Regions from separate parts of the Homo sapiens genome. Here region 1 is linked to region 2. A link is an interaction called in ENCODE POLR2A ChIA-PET data of the cell type or tissue named here. Cell type or tissue: MCF 10A. All regions are shown on one strand.

Region 1 (2,500 bases), 160 kb after region 2:
ACCCGCTCTCCGGCCGCTGTCGTGGGGGGTCCCCTCTTCCGCACGCGAGTCACCTGTGCTCCTTCCTCTCCCCCGGACACGCGGGACCCCTGGCCTCGGGACCGGACCCTGGTCTCCCCTCCCCTCCGACCCACGCGCAGACCCAGCACCTGGGCGCCTGCTCGCCGCGCTCCGCCCCAGGAGCCCCGGAGCTCGCGTCCCCTCCCGCCCCTCCTGCCCCGCGGCCGAACGCGCACTTGCGGACTCGAGCCCCCGCCCCGGGTCCCCACAGCAGCGGCCCCAGGTCGGGAGGAGCCCAGCGCCCGGCCCAGCCGCGGGCTCCCGCTGCGCGCAGACTGCGGAGAAGGATGGAGACTGCGCCGCGGGGCCTCGAGTGGAACTGGGGGTGCAACAGGGACGCCGCAGCACGAGGGCCAGGGCCGGGCGGAGAAAGGCCCGCCCGCGAACCGCGCTCCTCCTCAGCCCCGCGCCCCCGGACCGGGACTCCTACCCTCCCCGGCCACGCGCCCCGGCCTCTTCCCGACCCCTGCCCGGTCTCGCGTCCCCGGACCCGGACCCCCACCCGCACCCCCTCCCCAGCCCCGCGCCCCTCCCCGGCCCCGCGCCCGCACCCCGGCACGCCCTCCGCCCGCGCTCACCCGCCGGGTGGCCGTACGGGGACTCGGCCGCGCCATCCTGCAGGCTCGCCAGGATCTCGCCCTTGCCCACGTCGCTGTCGCCCACCAGCAGGAACTTGAGCAGAAAGTCGTAGGCCCGGACCGGGCTGCCCAGGGCGCTCATCGTGACGGCCCGGCGCCCCCACCCATGCCCGGCCTGCGGGGCTGAGCGCAGAGGCGGCGGCCCGGCCCCGAGAGGCGCCGCGCGGGCCCCGAGTCCTTGCTCGCCTCCGGCCCCGCCCCGCCGCCCAGCGCTGACAGCGCGCATCCCCGCCCGGCCCCGCCATTGGTGGACCGCAGTTGCTAGGGCAGCTGCGCGCTTTCACTGGCTTGGTTGTCCGTCCATCTTACTCTCGTCACCGCCTCCGGGCTGTCGCCCACCCGCCCCTCCTGAAAGGTCGCTGTCACCACAGCCAATGGAGGCCCGGAGACGGGGCAGGGGCGGAGCCAGAACAAGCAGGAGGCGGGGACTCTGCTCCCGCAGCCAATGGCGGGGCGGGGTGGGGGCGATCAGGGGGTGGGGCCGGGTGTTTACACTCTCGCGTGCGCCCGTGAGCGCCACGAACTCGCTCCCACGGTCGTCGGGTCTGCACGCCCCGAGTCGGGAGGGGCGAGGGGCGGTGCAGGGTCCCAGCGTGGGGCCTCCCCACCTGCCCACCAGGGAGACCTCGGGTGCCTGGCCGGGTGGGGCTCGGGGTCGGTCCAGTTGGCGGACGCGGCCGGAAGGCCCCCGCAGGCCGCCTCGCCGGAGGAGTCCCTGTCGCCGTAGAATCCAGGCTCGCGGTCTCTCCCCACGGTTCATCCAGGGCCTCGTCGTTGCCCCATTTACGCGGCGTGCCTGAATGCCTGTGTGTGCACATGCGCCTGTGTACGTGTGCATGTGTTCGTGTGTGTGCATGTCTGCGTGTGCATGTGTGCCTCTGCAGATATCTGCACATGTATGTGTCTGCGTGTGCATGTGTCCCTCTGCAGGTGTCTGCACATCTATGTGTCTGCGTGTGCATGTGTCCCTCTGCAGGTGTCTGCACATGTATGTGCGTGTGCATGTGTCCCTCTGCAGATGTCTGCACATCTGTGTGTCTGCGTGTGCATGTGTGCCTCTGCAGGTGTCTGCACATGTATGTGCGTGTGCATGTGTGCCTTTGCAGGCATCTTTGCATGTGTGTGTCTGCGTGTGCTGCTTCTATGCATGCGCTCCTATGTGTGCGTGCGCTTGTTTGTGCATCCATGCATGTGTTTGCGTGCGTGCTGGAGGAGAGCATTGGGTGGGACCCTCCAGCCTTTTGGCTTCTCCTCTGCTCTAGAGAGCAAGGGTTGCCAGGCCGAGGTCTGCCCTTCGCTCTGAGGGTCTCACCAGGTGCACATTGGTTTATTTGGTGCAGAATTCAGGCAGCAGGCAAAGGGCGAGCTCCGTCCAAGAAGAAGGATAATGCCCCCACTACTTCATCCCCTCCACCCTGCGTTGTGTAGGGAACTGCTCTAGACCCCATTAGAAGTTTTTTGTGGGGGAGGAACAGAAGAGGGAGCGGAAGAAGAATTACAAAAGAGACTGAAGTCAAGATTATTATATTTGTCATTTGCATTCATTTGGACCTAGAAAATGTTTACTTTGGAATGCCAATTTAGTTTGCAACACCTGTTATTCATTGGTTGATTAGTTGCTTTAGTTACTAATGCAGCCACATTTTTTTTTTTTTGAGACAGAGTCTTGCTCTGTTGCCCAGGCTGGAGTGCAGTGATGTAATCTTGGCTCACTGCAACTTCCACCTCCTGGATTCAAGCCTCCCAAGTAGCTAGGATTACAGGCATGTGCCACCACACCCAGCTAATTTTTGCATTTTTAG
Region 2 (2,500 bases):
CAACCTCCACCTCCCAGGTTTAAGCGATTCTCCTGCCTCAGCCTTAGGAGTAGCTGGGATTACAGATGCCTGCCACCACACCTGGCTGATTTTTGTATTTTTTGTACAGATGGGGTTTCCACATGTTGGTTAGGCTGGTCTCGAACTCCTGACCTCAGCTTATCCACCTGCCTCAGCCTCCTAAAGTGCTGGGATTACAGGTGTAAGCCACCGTGCCCGGCCTTGGCCTTCGTGATTTCTGATGAGAAGTCAGCTGTTAACAGTTATCCAGTCGCTTATCTCTTGCTGCTGTCAAGATTCTCTCTTTTTTTGTCTTTTGGCTTTCAACACTGATTAAAATGTGTTTCATTTTGGGTCCTGTGAGTTTATCCTACTTGGAGTTTGTTGAGCTTCTTGGATTTGTAAAATTTTTGTCTTTCATTAAACTCGAAAAGGTTTTGGCCATTATTTTTTCAGACATTCTTTCTGCCCATTTCAAACTTCCATGGTTGGTTGGTGAGCTGACATCTCACAGGTCCTTTAGGCTCTGCTCGTCTTCTTTGTTCTTTCTCCTTTCTGAGGAGACTTGCGGGAGCAGAATCTCAGTCTTCCCATCTTCAAGTTTCCTGATTCTTCTTGTGCCTGCTCAGATGTGCTATTGAACTGCTAGCATGAGCTTTTCATGTTTGTCATTGTACCTTTTAAAAGCTCCAGGATTTCTGTTTTGTTCCTTTTTATGCTGTCTCTGTCGATAGTCCTGTTTGGTTCACACACACGTTGTTTTCCTTATCTCTTTTAGTTGTGTGTTTTTGTTTTTGTTTTTTTTTTGAGATGGAGTTTCACTTTTGTTGCCCAGGCTGGAGTGCAGTGGCGCGATCTGGGCTCACTGAAACCTCTTCTGGTTCAAGCGATTCTCCCGCCTCAGCCTCCCGAGTAGCTGGGATTACAGGCATGCGCCACCATGCCCAGGTAATTTTGTATATTTAGTGGAGATGGGGTTTCTCCATGTTGGTCAGGCGGGTCTGGAACTCCTAACCTCAGGTGATCCGCCTGTCTCAGCCTCCCGAAGTGCTGGGATTATAGGTGTGAACCACCGTGCCTGGCATTTTTTTTGTATTTTTAGTAGAGATGGGGTTTCACCGTGTTGGCCAGGCTGGTCTCAAACTCCTCACCTCAGGTGATCTGCCCATCTCGGCCTCCCCAAGTGCTGGGATTACAGGTGTGAGCTACGGTGCCCGGCCTGTGTTTTTATTTAAGTTTTTGAGCATATTTAAGGCAGTTGTTTCAAAGTCTTTGTCTAGCAAATCCAGCATCTGGCCTTCCCCAGAATAGTTTCTGTCAGTTTTTATTTCTTTGACTGAGTCATACTTTCCTGTTTCTTTGTGTGCCTTGTGATTTTTGTTGTTGTTGCAAACTGGACCTGTGATGATGAGAACGCAGTAGCTCTGGAAATCAGATTCTTCTCCTTTCCTTGGGTTTGGTGGGGTTTTTTGCTTGCCAAAGGATATAGGGGCCCTTTTATTTAACGACTTTTCCAAGCTATTGTTATTGCAGACTATCTTCCTTCGTTATGTAGTCACTGAAGTCCTTGTTCCTCAGCTTGTGTTTAGTTGGTGTTTTGACAAAGATTTCCTTGAATGCCAGGAACTCTTACAGTCTTTACGAACTGGCTCTGTGCCTGAGCCCTCCTTGAACTCTTGATGGGCTTGCCCTTGGCCTAGGGATCAGCCCAGAGTGAAAGCAAGCTCGAGGCCGAGGAGGTCTTCGCAGAGGGGGCCTTTTGCCCTGGGCATGTGTGTAGCTTTCTGAATTTTCCAGCACACACTGAGGCCTCTGAATGTCCTGATTTCCCAGAAACACACCCAGGTTTTCGCCTTAGGCAGTCTGTTGTATGTTGGGACTGTAATCTTCTGCCCCAGGCATCTGAGAGTTAAATGGGTTTGAAATGTTTTTAAGCTTTTTTTGGCCTTGGATCTGACTTAGGCAAAACAGAAGAGGAGTGCCTTGTGTCAGTCAGACTCCAGACACATTAGAACAGACACACACAATACATTTTGAATGAGGTCTCCAGCAGCTTCTGGTAGGCACTTAAGGTTAGAAAACATTGTTTAGGAAAAGAATAGAATATAAAGCTTAGCGGTTGGTTGTAGAAGGTTCTTGCTGCTGGATCCACTCAGCTCCTGGGCAGTTGGTGGGGGCCAGCCTCCAGCTGACCAGTGAGTGGGATGCTGGGCTGGAGCTGCTGGTATTATGTTAGGAAGGTTATTCCTGAGAAATTCAGATACTTGTTGACTGAATTGGTATGATGCTTATAGTCTTTCTTAAATGATTAAAGTTTAACATATTATTAAATTTAAAAATATTGTGAAATAATACTTCTTGTAGAACATTTAGACCGTAAAAGTGGATGTGAAAAATTATCCATTGCCGGGCGGGCACGGTGGCTCACGCCTGAAATCCCAGCACTTTGGGAGGCTGAGGTGGGCGGATCATGAGGTCAGGAGTTTGAGACCAGCCTGGC

The links. Peaks named below come from ENCODE experiments on the same cell type or tissue, not always from the same donor. Only the 100,000 strongest peaks of a DNase experiment are listed, where the experiment ranks them.
Region 1: POLR2A ChIA-PET joins it to region 2 with 5 read pairs; 3 of 35 experiments call an interaction of 5 or more read pairs at or near these places.

What each region holds. Positions count from the first base shown.
Region 1 is chr17:82,697,817-82,700,316 of GRCh38, forward strand. It overlaps RAB40B (RAB40B, member RAS oncogene family), which reads right to left and starts at 882. Exons shown (of 6, transcript NM_006822.3): 1 at 639-882. The coding sequence starts at 780. RefSeq lists silencers at 611-1,040, 1,061-1,450. In MCF 10A, no CTCF peak of the experiment used is centred here; a DNase peak (open chromatin) is centred at 1,015.
Region 2 is chr17:82,534,958-82,537,457 of GRCh38, forward strand. All of the region lies in intron 1 of FOXK2 (forkhead box K2), which reads left to right. Among named protein-coding and RNA genes, the nearest start is that of FOXK2, 16 kb to the left of the region's middle. RefSeq lists an enhancer at 426-1,011. In MCF 10A, no CTCF peak of the experiment used is centred here; DNase peaks (open chromatin) are centred at 1,374 and 1,654.